Regions from separate parts of the Homo sapiens genome. Here region 1 is linked to region 2. A link is an interaction called in ENCODE POLR2A ChIA-PET data of the cell type or tissue named here. Cell type or tissue: MCF 10A. All regions are shown on one strand. Links, peaks and the distances in the headings refer to the core of each region. The heading gives the core; the rest is flanking DNA.

Region 1 (9,309 bases), core at 4,068-6,567, 79 kb after region 2:
TCTTGCTCTCTGAGAGCTGGAAGTCTGGGCAGAGATGAAGTGTACCTTGTTCAGACCCTTCTCCTGTGCCTAAGCCACCTGTCAGCCAGGAAGCTTGCTGGTGGTGGTAGCTCTGGCCCAGACCCTTACGATGAAGAGTTGACTACAGCAGGTGAGATGGGCACTAACAAGGAGAAAGGGGTGCAGGGGCAGGAAGGGGGTGTTTCTTATCCCCACAGCTGCCTTCCCTCAGACCTTTCCTGGCACTGATTGTAGTTAGTGCTTCAAAGAGCTGCTTCCCTTGTTCACAGATAGTAAAAGGCATTGAAGATTGTCACCAAACCAAGTTCCAGCCTAGGTGAACATGTTCAGTAGGGACACTGGGTGTCTCTTCCTCTCCCAAAAGTAAGGTATTAGACATACCTGAGGCCGGGCGCAGTGGCTCATGACTGTAATCCCAGTACTTTGGGAGGCTGAGGCAGGTGGATCACCTGAGGTCAGGAGTTCGAGACCAGCCTGGTCAGTATGGCAAAACCCTGTCTCTACTAAAAGTACAAAAATTAGCCAGACATGGTAGCAGGTGCCTGTAATCCCAGCTACTCAGGAGGCTGAGGCAGGAGAATTGCTTGAACCTGGGAGATGGAGATTGCAGTGAGCTGAGATTGTGCCACTGCACTATAGCCTGGGTGACAAGAGCAAGACTCCGTCCCCACCCCCCCAAAAAAAAGACATAACTGAGACTAATTTATAAAGGAAAGAGGTTTAATTGACTCATAGTTCCACTTGACTGGGGAGGCCTCACAATCATGGTGGAAGGCAAAGGAGGAGCAATGTCACATCTTACACGGTGGCAGGCAAGAGAGAGAGCATGTGCAGGGGAATGCCTCTTTATAAAACCATCAGATCTTGTGAGACTTATTCACTATCATGAGAACAACATAAGACCTGCCACCATGATTTATTTACCTCCCACCAGGTCCCTCCCATGGCACATGGGTATTATGAGAGCTGTAATTTGAGATTGGAGGGAGGACACAGCCAAACCATAGCACCCACTCTCCTTGCTTGGCCTACTTGGTCTGAGGGGACCCAGCCACTCGTTTGTTCTTCCTTTTCATCATGTTGCCCTGTCCCCATGTGGTCTTTATGTTCTAGCCACAGTGTGCATCCCTCCCCAGGGCCTTAACACCTGCTGTTCCTCCCCCTGAATCCCTTCCCCCAGATCTTCTTACCTCTGGCTCTTTCTTATCCTTTTGGTTTCACCTCTGATGTTGCCTCCTCTGAAATGCCTCTGATCACCCTTTGCAGGGATCACCCCAATTGTCTTGATTATGGGTCCCTGTTTATTTTCTCCACAGTTTGCCAAATGCTGTTAATGTGTTTCCTTCGGGTGGTTTCTATCCATCTCCCTTTATATCACAGCAGCATTTGGGCCAGCTTCATTCACCACGAATGCCCCAGCATCCAGCTACAGAGTGTGGTGACAAATGTTGGCATTAAAGAAAATACTTGCTGAGTGAATAAATGAATAAGGATTGGATGTGGCTGCAGAGACTGGCTCTGGGCAAGTGTGGCCCAACTATATTAGATATCTGTTGATAAATAACAAATTCCCCCATGACTTCACGGCTGAAAACAGCAAATGTTCATTATCTCATGATTTTGAGAGCCGTGAATCTGGGAGTTGCTTAGCTGGGTGTTGCTGGCTCAGGATCTCTCTTTCATCAAGTTCTAGTCAAGATGTTGGCTGGGGCTGCAGTCATCTGAAGACTGGACCAGGGCTGGAGGATCTGCTTCCAACATCGCACATTCACGTGGCTGCTGGTGGGAGGCCTCAGCTCCTTGCTCAAAAGAGCTGCTTGTGAGTCTTCAAGACACAGCCACCAGCTTTCCCTGGAGATAGTGATCCAAGAGAGAGCAAGGCACAGTACCATTGATGGTTTATTCTTGGAAGTCATAGCCCGTGGCTCATATCTATGGATCACAGAGGCCCACCCAAATACCATATGGAAGGAGACTCCTCAAGGGCGTGGGTGTCTGATCTGGGTGGCTGTTAGACACGGGTAGTCATTTCCTCAAATTTTGCTGAGCCGACATTTACGATTTGTATTATTTTGTTTGTATGTTACACTTCCATCAAAGAATTTAAAAACCAAAACATGAGATTATACTTCTGAAAGTTTGCTTGACTTTCTTTTTTGGTTACAGTTTATTCATCTTTTTTTCCACCAAAGAAAGAGTTAATCTCTCCTCCTTCCAGCTATCTTGCCAACAGCTCTGAGAGAGTAAAGAATCTGACCGAAAGCATACAGTATAAGTGATCGTGTCAGCATTTCTCCGGCACTAATGCCCTAGAGTCTCTTCACTGGACCAGGACACTGAAGAGGACAGAGTGGCCCAGGGATGGCAAAAGGGAAAAGCAGAATCCTCAGACTCAGGAAACAGAATGAGAAGGGTGCTTTAGGCGGAGGGGGCCAAGGCGACCCAAACTGAGAAACTCCAGGGAGTCATTGTTTTCGAAGTCCTTCCACCCATCACTCTCCCTCTCCTCTCACTCCTCCAGTGCCTTTTGCTTTTCAGGAAACAGTTCGAAACTGAAAGCAGTCTGTGCTGGTCCCTGGCTGTGCTGACAGGTTGAAATTTTCAACAGGGAACCAGTGCAAAGACAATGGTGATTTGAGAGTGGACATTGGGCTTTAGGTTTGAGTACGTGTGTATGTGACCCTGTGGGGATTTCTTTCTTTTCTTTTTTTTTGAGATAGACTTGCTCTGTCTCCCAGACTGGAGTGCAGTGGCTCGATCCCAGCTCACTGCAACCTCCGCCACCCGGGTTCAAGCGATTCTTGTGCCTCAGCCTCCCGAGTATCTGGGACTACAGGCGCATGCCACCACGCCAGCTAATTTTTGTATTTTTTGGTAGAGACAGGGTTTTGCCATGTTGGCCAGGCTGGTCTCGAATTTCTGGCCTCAAGTTATCCACCCGCTTCGGCCTCTCAAAGTGCTAGGATTACAGGCATGAGCCACTGTGCTCAGCTAATTTTTGTATTTTTAGTAGAGATGGAGTTTCACAGTGTTGGCCAGGCTGGTCTCAAACTTCTGGCCTCAAGTGATCCGCTTGCCTCAGCCTCCCAAAGTGCCGGGATTACAGGCGTGAGCCACCGCACCCTGTGGGAATTTCTTTCTTCAACTCTCAAGCCTGCACATAAGGACCTGATTCAGGAAGATCCACACAGAAACTCAGGAAGACTCTGGCTGGGGAGGTCCCCCTCTCACATGCAGAGTGACCTCTCCATAGACATTGCCCGGAGTTGATTAATTGTTTGGTTTTCAAGGCCTGCCATAGAGAAACTTAGAATACAACGCCTAAGGAGTCGACAAGCTGCACATCCAATATCATAGAGCCACCCACTGAGGAAATTGAGTCTCTTTCTCTTTTGCAAAGGAAAAAATAATTAAGCAAAGATTAAAGCCCAAAGTGAATGTCTTTCCTTGGACTGGAATCAGACATATCTGCTTTATTCCTCTCTGGCCTTCAGGGCCTCCCTAAGGTCCAGAGGGGCCTGGGCCACTTCTATTTTTGAGAGAGAGAGAGAGAGAGAGAGAGAGATGAAAAAACAAGGTTACAAAATTGCGGTATATTTTAAATGAGGGAAGTTCACAGATCAATTTCTTGGTACACAAAAAGCAATAAAGTATAATTAATTGAGCTCTAAAAAGAAGATTGTGGCTGGATGCAGTGGCTCACGCCTATAATCCCAACGGTTTGGGAGGCTGAGGTGGGAAGATTGCTTGAGTCCAGGAATTTGAGGCTGCAGGGAGCTATGATTGTGCCACTGAACTCCAGCCTGGGCAGCAAAGCAAGACACTGTCTGCAAGGGGGCAGATAATAAAAGGATACGTATAAATGTATGGGTTCAATACTTCTGCCAACCAGCCCTGAAGTTTGTGGAAGGAAAATAAATCTCCAGACCCCACAACCACCAAGCCAAAGGGAACAGCCAAGCTGGGAACTGTTTAGAGCAAACCTGCCTCCCGTTCTATTGCTAAAAAAGATAGCTACTAAGATTTAAAAAAAAAAAGCTACATACCTCCCTCACAATTCGTTCACAAAGAAATTCCTTACGGACAAAGGACAGATGTAACTCAATGTCATCCCTTTACTCTCTGAGATAAATGTATATCTGATTGCTTCCCTTGGAAAGGCTAATCAGAAACTCAAAAAAATGCAACTGTTTGTCTCTTATCTACCTGTGACCTGGAAGCCCCCTCCCACTTTGAGTTGTTTTGCCTTTCTAGACCGAACCAACGTACATCTTACATATTAGGTTGGTGCAAAAGTAATTGTGATTTTTGCCATTAAAACTAATGTTGCCCAGGCTGGAGTGCATTAAAAGTAATGGCAAAACTGCAATTACTTTTGTACCAATCTAATATACTGATTGATGTCTTATGTATCCTTAAAATGTATAAAGCCAAGCTGTGCCCTGACCACCTCATGTTGTGAGGACCTCCTGAGGCTGTCATGGATGTACTTTTAACCTTGGCAAAATAAACTTCCAAAATTAATTGCGACTTGTCTCAGATACACTTTGGTTCACAAGTTATATAGATAATCTAACTTAGGTCTGGCATTGGTTATAGTTAGTGCTTCAAAGACTGCTTCCCTTGTTCACAAATAAGAAGCATTGAAGATTGTCACCAAACCAAGTTCCAGCCTAGGTGAACATGTTCAGTAGGGACATTGGGTGTCTCTTCCTCTCCCAGAAGTGAGAAGTTCAACGTGCAGTGTGTGTGCTGCTTCTCAATATAGCGGAAGCCATGGGCCAGAATCAGATGTGTCCTCCTCTTTCCTGCCTGGATGCCCCCTGCCCTGGGCACTTGTCTTTAGGGATGAAACTTGCTCTGGTTGGAACTGCCCATTGAGCTTCAGATCCTGGTTGCACCTTGGCCCCTGGTCCCTGGCCCCTTGAGTCTAGGCGTGCCTGCACCGGCCCAGGGAGCTTCTCTCCTGAGCTTTCTGCAATCTCCCATCTCCAGCCTCAGACTTGAGACAGGGCTGGACAAGGAAGCAGATAGGGAAAGAAAGCAGAAGTGGGGCTCAGACCCTGGGAGAGGGGACTCCACCTTGTCCTACCAGAGCCTGATGCAGTGACAAGTGACATCTGAGAAGAGGCCACCAGGGATCGGGCTGCTCGGCTACTGGCAGCTCTGTTCCTCCTGAATGTCTCAGGTGGGTGGGCCCTGGACATGGAAGTAGGGACATGGAGAGAGGGCAGGAGGACAGAGGAGCATCAAGGAGCTGTCAGCAGCTGCCTCACTAGCTGAGTGCCAGGCTCCAGGGCACAGCGCAGGTGAGTCATGTTCCACTGCATCCTCGACAGAGAAGGCCCTGGGGGAGAGGTGCCTGTGATTGTCATTGCCACAGTTATCCAATCCGAAATGCCATCTTGATGAACCACACATACAATCATAGATGCATGCACGTGCACACACAGGCATGCACACGCACAGTGTTTTCCCAGTCCATGCCCTTCCTGTCTCCATGGAAACCCCCCTCCCCGTTCCCACCTCTGCAGGGAGGGAGCTACTCACCCCTCAGTTCAGATTCCTGGGTGGACAAGGGCTGTCTGCCTGCCACTGTCTCCTCTACAACCCCAGGGTCCGAGAGGCCCTGACCCCAGAACATCCCTGACCCAGGCCCATCTGAGGAGAAGCTGGGACTTTGGCTTGTATTTTCCAGGCTGTTTTGCTGTGGGCGGCCCCAGCACCATGACAGACACCGCAGTGGGGATCCCTGAATGTGCAGTGTCAGTATGAGGAGGAATACAGGACTTTCAACAAATACTGGTGCAGACAACCACTTTTTCTACTATGTGACAAGACTGTAAAGGCTGGAGAGTCAGCAGGAGTGAGTAATGGCTGAGTGTCCATCAGGGACCATCCTGCAAACCTCAGCTTCACAGTGACCCTGGAGAGCCTCACAGAGGAGGATGCAGGTGGATATTTGTGTGGGGTCAATAGACTATTGCTCCAAGAATTTCAAGATCTTGTCTTCCAAGACCTTGTCTTCCAGGTGGAGGTGTCGGTGTTCCCAGGGGAGCCCCCTTCACTCAGCACCAGGCCTGTCTGAGTCTAGGGCTGGTCATTCTGTCCCTGAAGTGAGAAATGGGACAGGAGTGTGTGAGGTTGCAGGCAGTGACTTAGGACACAGTGTCTGTGTGTGCATGCATGGGTTTGCTGTGTGTGTATGCACAGGTGTGTGTGTGCGCACGCATGCACAGGTGTGAGTTGTGTTTGTGGTGTGTGTGTGTGCGTGCGCAGGTGTGGTGTGTGTGTGCTTGCACAATTGTGTGGTGTGTTTGTGTGTGTGCACCCGTGTGTGTGTGTGCTGACATGCACAAAAGCACATTTGCACCTGTTGTTGGAGACTCCTCTGTGTGCCCCACCCTGAAAGTGTCTGGCCTTGTGGGGCCACCAGCCTGGCTGACATTTGGGGTTGAGTGGACTCGGGTCCCATCATTCAGGGAGGGCCCCACTGACTTCCTGTCCTTACTTCCAGTTCACTCCAGCCACTGCCATGCCCAGGGCCCTGGCTCCGCAGTCACTCTAGGTCACGCTTCACAGAGTGAATGTCACCCCTCCCTCCTTGGCTGGGATGGGGTCTGCAGCCAGGTCTTCTTTCCACAGACTCTCACGTTCCCCTAGAGAGCAGGTTGACTCTTGCCTCTGAAAGTGCTCATCTGGCTATGAAGTACTTGGGGATAAGACTAGGGAGGGGCCCAGGGCCCTGGTCCGGCCTGCGTGTGGCCGTGGAACGTGTTGGACTCAGGGCATCTGTCCAGCATGTACTGAGTGATCGTGTCTGTGGAAATCAGAGCTGAACAGGTGATGATGAGTGGGAGACTCAGGCGAGGTCGCCGAGACTGACCTGTGATGCCCCTGCAGCCCTGACAGCGGCCTCCAGTCTCAGAGCTCCACGGGCACCTCGGGTCCTCCCGTTACGTCCCAGCGTGCACCTGGCCCAGCTCTACCAGACAGGACAGCCCTGATCCCAGCCCACACCCAGGGTAAGGTTCGTGCCCCCAGGACTGCCACCTGGGCAGCCTTTCCTGTAGGCTGGGGAGAGATGGGATGGTTGTGTCTCTCTTCTTCTGGTCCCTTCTTTGCTCACGCCTCCCACACCTAATGTGAAGGTCCTACTAAGTGCCAGGTGCTCCTGTCAGGATAGGGTCACAGCAGGGAACCACTCAGCCACAGTCCTGCTCTGGTGGAGTTTGGGTTCTACCAGGTGGATTCACACAGTGAACAGGTCAGCACAGTGGCTGACAGACAAATACAGCGAAGTTTGATGACTGCTGGGAAGAGATATTTGTGCCTTGGGTTTGGGGAGCATGTGTGTGGGTGTTGGAGTCGCTATTTCACTGACAATGATCAGAAGAGGGTTTGTGGATTAGAGGACATGAGCGTGGAGACCTGCAGGATTTGGGAGCAGGGCGCTCTGGGGTCTGGGGGAAGAGGGGTCCAGGCAGAGGGAGGAGTGAGGCAAATGTCCTGCAAGGGAGTCCTGGGACCCGGCCAGGCCAGGGCAGGGGGCAGATGTTTTGGTGCCCGGTGACCCCGGCCCTCTCCCCTGGCCTCCCTTGCAGCCCTGGCCCGAGTCTCATCCTGTTTGATGAGCCCAGTCCTCTGAGGAGCTGAGAGCTGAGCTGGGCCATTCATTCATTCCTTCCATTCCTTCAACAACCATGAATTTTACAGGCTGATATTTGCAACCAGAGGGCAGGTACCAGTTACTTGTGAATAACATGAATAGTCCTCACCTTCTCGGGAAATGATGGCCATACAGGCATCAAACTACATGACTGATTCCATGCGCCAGTGAATAACCCCGGGATGTAGAGATCTTGTGGGTGTGGTTCTCACCTGGATCCCTCCCTGTCCTCATGCACCATTTTCACGGCCACGTGCTTCCTTATAGGCAGTCCTGAGACTCCAGGGACTCTCAGGCTGAAGGTCAGGGTCTAATGATCTCTTTAGAGGAGTTGTCATATACAGAGTTTGTCCTCACAGGGATTTGTGTGGCCACAGGACCTGGGTTCACAGACAGGCAGAAGGTGGAGGGCACCTGGGCTTCCCCTGGGGAGATGACTCACTGCCATCACCGTGTCCCCACAGCTCCCTGTTCAGCAGCCCCTACGTCCTGCTCCTGGTCCTGGAGCTGCCCCTGCTCCTGAGCATGCTGGGTGCCGTCGTCTGGGTGAACGGACCTCAGAGAAGCTCTGGAAGCAGGCAGAGTTGGCCAGAGGGTGAGAACCAGTAGCATCTACTGTCCATCAAGGCCCTGCACTGCGACAGAACCCCTTTGCGGGACTGGAATGACCTCCTGACCACTCCCTCCCGGGCTGCTCTCTCCACATCTCCTGGAATTCTCTGTGAGCCTCCTTCAGCCTTTTCCCTGTGCCTGATCCATGAATCACACGTGAACCTGATGGACACAGACGCCCTGAGCTGTGACTCCATGTCTCATGTGCACGCCCTGGCCAGCTGAACCTCGAGCTGTCACCAACACCTCTAAGTGCCTGATGCCCTCTCTGCACCTTTCCATTTCTCCAGGAGCTTGGCATTGCTTCCTTCAACGTTTTCACAGGGAGGAGCAGGTCCAGGACTCCCCTGCACCTTTGCCACCATAATGGCCCACACTCCCCGGGTCCAGGAGTGCAGAATATGTGGCTGCTTCCATTTGCTGAGTGTGTCAATTCAATGATGCTTTCGAACTTTAAGAAATGACAATACATAGATTCTGGACCTATCATGCCCACTAAGTCAGACCTGGGTGAAAACTCCATTGTTCCCTGATCTCCACAGGCCTTTGCTCAGAATAGTGGACTAAGCCCCAGGCTGGGCCTCTCAGGACTGGGGTCCCTGCAGAAGAGGATCCAGGATTCCCCCCAAAACCTGACAATTCCGTTCCTTATGTAGACACATCCTGGCCAGTGTCTTCTGGTCCCTGCGGGAGGGCTGGTAGAAGATTATCAGTGTGAGTTGTGGCATGGTAGCCAGGCCTTTCCTTCCTCCTTCCTCAAGGGGACCTGACCTCCCCTTCATTCCAGGGCTGTGGCTTTTAACTGACTCAAATATGGAAATTGGTTGAGGGCCGTGACTTCTTAATGTGGTAGTTAACTGAGTCTTTTGCTTACTAGTGCAGACCATGTCTGCTTATCCAGACAAAGGAAGACGTTATCAGCTGACCATCGTTTCGGTTCCAGGGATGCCACACCCAAGACCCCTGTGAGGCAGATGATCCCCATGAGTCCACCAGGTCAAGGAGGG
Region 2 (9,309 bases), core at 4,077-6,576:
TGGGGCTTCATGGACCCCAGTGGGTGAGGATGTGAATTCCGGCTTCTACTGGGCCTCCATTGATGTGCCCCTGGCCAAGAGGGGTCAAAAGACCTACAGGAAGAAGCTGAGGCACAAAATACAATTTTAAAGAGTTAATTTCAGTTGAAGTGAGGACAGCTGTCGGAGACGCACTTCCAAGTTGCCTTTGGGAGTGGTCTGCTTGGCTTTTGTTACAAGCAGGTTTTTTTTTTTTTTTTGGAGACAGAATCTTGCTCTATCGCCCAGGCTGGAGTACAGTGGTGTGGACTCGGCTCACCGCAACCTCTGCCTCCCAGATTCAAGTGATTCTCCTGCTTCAGTCTCCTGAGTAGCTGGGATTACAGGTGTGCACCACCACGCCCAGCTAATTATTGTATTTTTGGTAGAGACAGGGTTTCACCATGATGGGCAGGCTGGTATTGAATTCCTGCCCTCAAATTATTACCCACCTCAGCCTCCCAAAGTGCTGGGATTCCAGGCGTAAGCCACCGCTCCTGGCCTACAAGCAAGTTTTGAAAGGCAAAAGGAAGCAAGGAGGGGGCTGACAGTCTGGAGTTGTCTGATGTGAATTCTTACTAGTTCACAGAAATCACATCGGTCGGTGACTGGCAGTGCATTGTTGAGCTCAGGTGTGAGTTATGGCGTCCAGTGCGTGGTGTTTACGGTGTTCATGGCTATGTGGTGTCCGTTCGTCTAGGGCCTGCATCGCAGGTGGCTTCCAGAGACAATTATTTCGCTCAAGTGGGGAGTGAGACGTGACTGCTGTCACATCTGAATGCCTCTCTGAGTCTGCCCATTTAAAAGGGCTCGCATTCCTCAGATAAAAAGTCCCTTTTCTTTCTCACTACTCCCCATGTGGCCTGGTTGAGGCCACCCCCGCGGGAGGGAGTTGGGCTTCTCACTGCTGAGTGGGGGTGGAAGTCCAGGTTCCCTACCCAGCCTTCCCTGACAGCACCTGGCAGGGGGATTGGGTGCCTGGTTACAGCTGGGTGGAGGTGGATGTCTAAGCTCCCACTCTGCCTTTGCTGGCCTGGGCGGTGGGGCCATCATTTTTTCTGGGGTGTTCTGTAGGGTAGAGGAGTCATTGTCTAAGTTCTTCTCTATTGCTGGGTTGCTCGTTCCCTGTTTTTTTTTTTTTTTTCTAGAGAGAGAGGGACAGCTTTTGTTGTTGTTTTTCTGTGCCTGTTATTGTTTCTGCATTGGTGGCCTCTCCATCAGGGCTGTCTCCAAGTCTGGGATACATAAAGGAAAGAGAAAACCCAGATAACTCATTGCTACATTGTTCCGTGGACCCTACTGTCTGTCCACCTTTCAGTCCCTTCTCATGCTTGTTTTATTTTTATTTTTTATTTTTCGAGATGGAGTCTTGCTCCATCACCCAGGCTGGAATGCAATGGTGAGATCTTGGCTCACTGCAACCTCCACCTCCCAGGTTCAAGCAATTCTCCTGCCTCAGCCTCCCAAATAGCTGGGATTACAGGTGCCCGCCACTATGCATACCCAGCTAATTTTTTGTATTTTTAGTAGAGACAGGGTTTTGCCATGTTGACCAGGCTGGTCTCGAACTCCTGACCTCAGGTGATCCACCCGCCTCGGCCTCCCAAAGTGCTGGGATTACAGGTGTGAGCTACCATGCCTGGCCCTCATGCTTGTTTTATACCCAAGATCAGGGCTTAGTTCTACTTGGTGGGAGGGATAGGGAAAAGTCTGTCTACTTCATCTTCGTGGAAACGTTAAGTGCATGGGATGGTTTTAAGGGCCAGGCATACAAGGGCTCACATTGTTTCTGTGACGTCCCACCAGACAGCCTCAGTGTCTGGTTCCCCTGGATGTGGTGGAAGTCTGGTACCCAACTCTGGGCCTGGCCTTAGATACCTGTGCAATTTCTTACATGCTCCATGGTGACCATAGAAACCAGCATGAAGGTGATGACGCTGATGGAAGGGCCCAGGTCCTCCAGTTGCCACCTAGAGATCTGCCTGACTTTCCTTTGTCTATGATCTGACTGAGAAATACACCTTTATTGTGTTAAGCTACTGAGATGTTAGGGTTGCTTGTCACAGCACTATCTATCCAGACCCTATATTGTTTAAGATCTCTTCTTTTTTTTTTTTTTTTTCTTAGACACAGTCTCACTCTGGGCCCAGGCTGGAGTGCAGTGGCATGATCTTGACTCACTGCAACCTCTGCCTCCTGAGTTCAAGCAATTCTCACACCTCAGTCTCCTGAGTAGCTGGGACTACAGGCCTCTGCCATCACGCCCAGCTAATTTTTTGTATTTTTGGTAGAGATGGGGTTTCATCATGTTGGCTGGGGTGATCTCGAACTCCTGACCTCAGGTGATCCACCCTCCTCGGCCTCCCAAAGTGCTGGGATTACAGGCATGAGCCACCGCGTCCGGCCGCAAAATACTTTAAGTGAAGAGCGCAGCTGGTCCTCAAAAGGAGCTATTGCAGGAAGAAGCCTGGAGTCTGAATTGGGGGTGGCTGGGAGTCCTCAGGGCCCCTTCTCCCCCACAACCGTCAGTGTTGTGTTGACAGCAAGAAGTCATTGCTGGCCACGCAGTGGAATGTGGGGAAGATGGCTCCAGCTCTTGCTGTTGAGTCAAACCGAGGATCCTGGCTTGGCCTTAATCTGGACTCAAGGGTTTAGACTGGGGACTCTCAGGAAGGCCCGAGGACTTACTGCATTTTCACCTGACCCAACACACTCATGCCAGGATCAAAGGGAGACTGCACTTCGGGAGCAGTTTGCGAAAAGCCTGCTCTGCTTCATGAAACAGGTTGTGATTGTAGGCTCTGGTCACGAAAGAACGCTCACAAGCCAAGCGTGGCCTTTTTGGAGAGAAATCTGTCAGGCTAAGTGTGTGTTTACCTTGGGACTCAGCAATCCTGCTGAGGCAGGCAGAGCCCAGAAAAACTCTCATGCAGGCCCTCAGAGGCCAGGCTAGAGCATGCTCAGTGCTGTGCTGTCTGGGGAGCAGGGAGCTGGGGGCAGCCCAGGTGTGCAACATGGGGGAGGGGCCGACAAGTAAACCCGGCACCTCCTGTAGTATACAAGCTCCAGTTCTAGTCAACAAACTCTACGGCCCCATGGTAACGTGGATGGGGCTTAAAAACCCAGTGCTGAGGCCTGGCATAATGGCTTACACCTGTAATCCCAGCACTTTGGGAAGCTGAGGCGGATGGATCACCTGAGGTCAGAAGTTTGAGACCAGCCTGACTAATATGGTGAAACCTAGTCTCTACTAAAAATACAAAAATTGACTGGGCATGGTGGTGTGCACCTGTAGTCCCAGCTACTTGGGAGGCTGAGACAGCAGAATTGCTTGAATCTGGGAGGCAGAGGCTGCAGTGAGCTGAGATCGCACCATTTCACTCCAGCCTGGGCCACAGGACGAGATAACGTCAAAAAAAAAAAAAAAAAAAAAAAAATCCAGTGCTGAGTGAAAAAGCTAAAACCAGAATGAGATCGATGGCATAAAGCTGGTTACATAAATTCTTTTTGCCCAGGCTGAAACGCAGTGGTGCAATCATGGCTCACTCCATCCTCAAACTCCTGGGCCTGAGCAATCCTTCTGCCTCAGCCTCCTGAGTAGCTGGGAACATGGGCGTGTGCCACTATGCGTGGCTAATTTTTAAATTTTTTTTGTAGAGATCGGGTCTCACTATGTTGCCCAGGCTGGTCTTGAACTCCTGGAATCAAGGGATCCTCCCTCCTCAGCCTCTGTGAGCCACTGCGCCCAGCCAGTTATGTAAACTTAAACACACTCCTACGAAGCCAGCATGTATACCTGACAATCACACAAGTGTACGGATGCCGGGGATTGGAAATGGGAAATGAGATAGAAAGGACTAAACAGAGAAATGATATGAGACAGGACTTTGCTTGGGCACATTAACTCAACCCACCGCACCTGTGGTGCCCTACACAAAGCAACAGTGAAGGCAGATTCACCCGGAAAAGAATGCTGGGAGAGGGGCGTAAGACAGAATGATGCAACCCAGGTACTGTGCCGCACAGAGGCAGCAGCTCGACTCTGCCAGAGCTGGCTTTGCAGGGAAGCTTTATCGGCATTTTGAAGGATGTGTAGGGGCTCCAGGTATCAAGGAAGGCAGGTGGGAGGCTGGAAGGGCTTTGACAAACACCATATATGCAGGCGTGCTGGCTCGAGGGAGCAGCTGCTATTTGGGAAATTAGAAATACTGTGCTTTGGAATGGCTGGAGCAAAAGTGTGAGCCGGGAGGATGGAAGGAGGCTGGGTCCTGCAGGGCTGTGTGAATCATGCTGGGGTCTGGATTTGATCACAGCTAAGAGGAGACAGTGAAGATTTTACAGCAGGAAGCCACTGAATCACATTTCAAAGCTTCCTCATTTTCTTTCAGCCATACCACCAACTTCTGCAATCTCCCCACACGAGTGCCTGGATTTCAGAATCTCTCTCAGTTTCTGTTTTTCTGGCAGTTGCTTCTTAAAGCTTGCTTGTGTTTTTTCAAGCGCTACGCTGGACCTGGGAAAATTCTCTCCTTGGTCATCGCATTCTCAAAGATTTCACTCACATTATTCTTCATCTCTAATGTTTTAGTCAAATCCCACCTATTTCTCTCATTTTTCAAAATGCAACTTTTCATCTGGTAATTTCAGTTTGTAGAACTTTATCTTGATTGTCTCTCAAGAGGGTTTTTTATTTTTATTTTATTTTATTTTATTTTATTTTATTTTATTTTATTTTATTTTATTTTATTTTATTTTTTGGCAGAGTCTCGCTGTGTCTTCCAGGCTGGAGTGCAGTGGCACGATCTCAGCTCACTAAAACCTCCATTTCCTGGATTCCAGTGATTCTCCTGCCTCAGCCTCCCAAGTAGCTGGGATGACAGGTGTGTGCCACCACACCAGGCTGATATTTTTAGTAGAGATAGGGTTTTGCCATGTTGGCCAGGCTGGTCTCGAACTCCTGGTCCCAAGCAGTCCACCCACTTTGGCCTCCCAAAGTGCTGGGATTATAGGTTTGAGCCACTGCGCCCGGCCCAATAGTTAGATAGTTTCTTTTTGTTGGATAATTACGGTCTCTTAAATTTTTTACTACTATGTGTTCACATTTTCATTTTTTTTTTCTTAGAATAGAATATGAAAAGTGGAATTACTGGGCGAAGAGAAAGCCCATTTTTAGAGTTCTTGTCACTTACTGCTAAATTGCTTTGCAGAATTAGAGCACTACATCACCTATAGACAGCATACGGATTCCACCACTCTGTTGCCTGCCTTTACTGAGCATTACCTTAGAAAACCTCTTGGCTAATCTGGAAAAATTTATAATTTTGTTGTTTTAGTATATCCATGTGGTTGATTTTCAGTGAGATTAAGTGCTTTTTCTTCTGAATGTCAGCCATCTGTATTTCTTCTTTTGAGAATTGTAGGTTGATGGTGTTTGCCAATTTTTCTTTTAGTTTGAATATTTTTCATTTTGATCTGTGTAAGCTCTTGATGTTTTTGGTAATTTTGTTTCAGTTTTTTCAGTGTTGTTGTCTTTTTTTTCCACACCCGAGTAATTTTAGTTTGTTGTAATTAACTCCATCTTTGTGCTTGGATTTCAAGTTCTGTGAGCACACAATGATGTCCTGGAGATATCTGCCCATCAACCAGGACAGGTTTTCCAGAAGATCTGCCTACTCACCTCTCAGCATACTGGAGGACTTTGATTAAACAAACGCTCCCCTTTGTCCCCAGCCCTCTCCAGCTGTTGTTTCCTCTCTCTCCACTTTCCTTCTCAGAGCCTCTTATAAAACAGTGTCTGTACTTTCTTTTTTCTTCTTTTCTTTTTTCTTTCTTTCTTTCTTTTTTTTTTTCTAATACACGGTTTCGCTCTCTAACCTGGACTGGAGTAAAGTGGCGTGATCTTGGCTCACTGCAAACCTCCACCTCCCAGGCTCGCGTGATTCTCCTCCTCAGTCTCCTGAGTAGTTGAGATTACAGGCACACGCCACTACCGCCCAGGGAATTTTTGTATTTTTAGTAGAGACGGGGTTTCGCCATGTTGGCCAGGTTGGTCTCGAACTCCTGACCTCAAGTGATCCACCCGACTTGGCCTCCCAAAGTGCTGGGATTCCAGGCATGAGCCACCGCGCCCGGCCACCATCTGCATTTTCTGACTCTGTTTCCTCATCTGTCATTTACTCTGTAGTCAAGCCCACCTGTCTTCTCTGCTCACCACTCTACAGACATGCCCTTGACGAGGGAACCAACAACCTTACTGTCAGTCAAATCCAAATGCATCTTCTCTTTCTGCATCTTACTTGACCTCAGCAGCCCTTGACTCGGCTGAGCACTTCTTCCTCCCTTCTTTCTCCTTTCTTTGCTTTCAGACTATCTCAGTCAGCTCAGGCTGCTATAACAAAGATACCACAGATTGGGTGGCTCACACAAAAGAAATTCATTTCTCCCAGTTCTGGTGGCTGGAAGTTCAAGATCAAGATGCTGGCTGAATCAGTTCCTGGTAAGGGCTGTCTTCCTGGCTTATAGATGGCTGCCTTCTTTCTTTATCTACACATGGCAGAGAAAGGGAGAGAGAAAGCAAGCTCTCCTGTATCTCTTCTATGATTCTATGATTTTTTTTAATTAAAAAAAAATTTAAGAGACAGGCTTCACTATGCTGCCTAGGCTGAAGTGTGGTGATTATTAACAGGCACTATCATAGCACACTGCAGCCTCAAACGCCTGGCCTCTAGTGATCCTCCCCGCTCAGTCTCCTGAGTAGCTGAGACTACAGGCTTGCACCACTGCACCTGGCTTGTGTCTCTTCTTATAAGGGCACTAATTTTATTCATGCGAGCCCCACCCTTATGGCCTAATCATATCCCAAAGGCCCCAACTCCAAATACCGCCACCTTGGGGATTAGGGTTTCAATGTATGAAACTGGGGGGACATAAGCATTCAGTCTACAGCCCAGACTCTCCTGGTTTTCCTCCTGCATCACTAGGTGCTCCTGATTTCACTCTCCTGACTACTACTACCTTCCTTCTTCCCCTCCCCTCCCCCTCCCCTCCCCCCTCCCCCTCCCCACCACTTCTTCTTCTCCTCGTCCTTCTTCTTCCTCCTCTTCTTCTTCTTCTTCTTCTTCTTCTTCTTCTTCTTCTTCTTCTTCCTCTTCCTCTTCCTCTCCTTCTCCTTCTTCTTCAACAGAGTCTCACTCTGTCGCTCATGCTGGAGTACAGTGGTGTGATCTTGGCTCACTGCAACCTTGGCCTCCCAGGTTCAAGCAATTCTCCTGCTTCAGCCTCCCTAGTAGCTGGGATTACAGGCGTGTGCTACCACCAGGCTAAATTTTGTATTTTTAGTAGAGATGGGGTTTCACCATGTTGGCCAGGCTGGTCTCAAACCCCTAACCTCAGGTGATCTGCCTGCCTCAGCCTCCCAAAGTGCTGGGATTATAGGTGGGAGCCACCATGCCCGGCCTTGCCTCCTCTTCTTTTGCATCTGGTGCACTCTTCTGAATGCCAGCACAGTCTCATTCTGAACGTCACCTTCTCAGAGGCTTCTCAGACCGTCCTGGGTGGTTCTTGGCCATATCACTCTGTTTAATTCTCTCAGAGCAACCATCATGACCTCTTGTGCCTTGTTTCTGCATTAATTTACTACAAGCAGCTGGGTAGTGGGAGATAAGGACACAGATCCTGGAGCCAGGCAACCTGGGCCCTCCAATCCTAGCTTCATATGAACGCCATCATAGAGTGGCTCACCACTAATGGGTCATAAGGCCTTCAGCAGGTTGATTGGCCCCTCTGTGCCTCAGTTTCCTCCTCTGAAACATGGGGATAATAGAAGTTCTACCTCACAGGGTTGTTTAAAGGATTAGAATTGCATGAGTATGTGTTTAATAATTAAGACAGTGCTAAGAAGGTTCCTGAAGGGTGCAGCCTCCTCCAGCTTATGTCCTTGAGAAACAGAAGACTTTTCCCATTCTTGGCAGAAATATACTCTGTCTTTATAAATTGATTAATTTAGGAGCATCTTTTCTATATACATTAATATAGCACATCGCTGCCCTCTTTCTTTATGAACTTCTCCCTTTTATAATCCTCTACTATTCTAATCATATCAGAAGTAACCTTAAAGCTAGTAAGAATCATCTTTTAATTTGCTCACTTCTCTTATCTATGGAGGAGGAAATTTCCTGAGCTCTGTGCAGTTCCACGGGCAGCAGCTTTAGTGACAGCCTGAAGAGCAGGAGGTGAATGTTCTGGGCTGGGGCAGTCCGGGGAGTCAAGGAAGAGAAGCACGTTGCTGTTGTTCTAGTAGTTGTTGGGGAGGTCAGCGAGAGAGAAGGGTTAGATGTTCATCAGGCTGAGTTTGAGGTGTCGGTGGAGTCAGGGTGGAGGTGTTTTGAGGGGATGGGGCACAGCAGGATTAAAGCAGGGGCAGGGAATGGAGTTGTCTTGTAGGAAATCCCATGTGTGGCTGGAGGAGCAGGTAGGAACTGCTGCTTAGAGGGCCAGGGGAAGTCCTCAGGTGAAAGCTACCTGCTTCTTCTGGGGTCCTATGGGGCTGCACTAAGTGGAAAGCAGAAGAGTGCCAACTTGTGGGGCTGCCAAATGAGGCAGATGGGGCCAGGCGGGAGCATCTGTATCTTCACCAGGGCTGAGCTAGACTCTACCTGGACCCTCCATCTGGCCTAAGATCACTCTCTAGGTTGTCTCTGCCCTGGTAAATCCTCACACCACCTAAAGTAGCTTCTGTTACCCTCAAGAAGACTAGCCCAAGAGTGCTCTGCTTTCAGGATTCTGCTTCCAATTGCCAGTGGGAACGATTGCTGGTTGCAAGTGGGGAGGGGTCCATCGTCAACGCCAGAGAATGGCAAACTCCTTTTGCCAGGGCCAGCCAGTACAGATTTTAGGTTTTTTGGGCTCTGCGGTCTCTGTCACAACTACTCAACTTGGAATTGTTCCTATAAATTTTATAAAATTAATCAGGGAAGAAGGGAAGGGGAGAAATGAAAATAAACCAAGCTTGCAGCACATTTGGCATTAATCATGAGGTCAGCCTGCTCTCTGTCCTGCTTCTTCATATTTGCTGCCTATTCCCCCAGAATCACACAGACCCGGTTGTAAGACTATAGTCCCCCTTAATTGTACCATAGGTAACATCTTAAGCATTGTGAGACATTAAGTTTTCCATTTGAGATATTTTTACCAGGTCTTGTATACCAGTGAAACTACTGATGCCAGCTGGTCTAGAGGAATCCAAGAGAAGCTGATTCACCAAAGAAGGCTGTTTCCAGATCATGATGATTT

What was found. Peaks named below come from ENCODE experiments on the same cell type or tissue, not always from the same donor. Only the 100,000 strongest peaks of a DNase experiment are listed, where the experiment ranks them.
Region 1: POLR2A ChIA-PET joins it to region 2 with 6 read pairs; 3 of 35 experiments call an interaction of 5 or more read pairs at or near these places.

What each region holds. Positions count from the first base shown.
Region 1 is chr17:74,548,389-74,557,697 of GRCh38, reverse strand. It overlaps a transcript of CD300H not described here. Among named protein-coding and RNA genes, the nearest start is that of CD300C, 6.9 kb to the right of the region's middle. RefSeq lists enhancers at 5,884-6,384, 6,385-6,885. In MCF 10A, for the core only: no CTCF peak of the experiment used is centred there; a DNase peak (open chromatin) is centred at 5,407.
Region 2 is chr17:74,627,091-74,636,399 of GRCh38, reverse strand. No RefSeq gene overlaps it. Among named protein-coding and RNA genes, the nearest start is that of CD300E, 8.0 kb to the right of the region's middle. RefSeq lists enhancers at 941-990, 3,716-4,216, 4,217-4,717. In MCF 10A, for the core only: no CTCF peak of the experiment used is centred there; no DNase peak of the experiment used is centred there.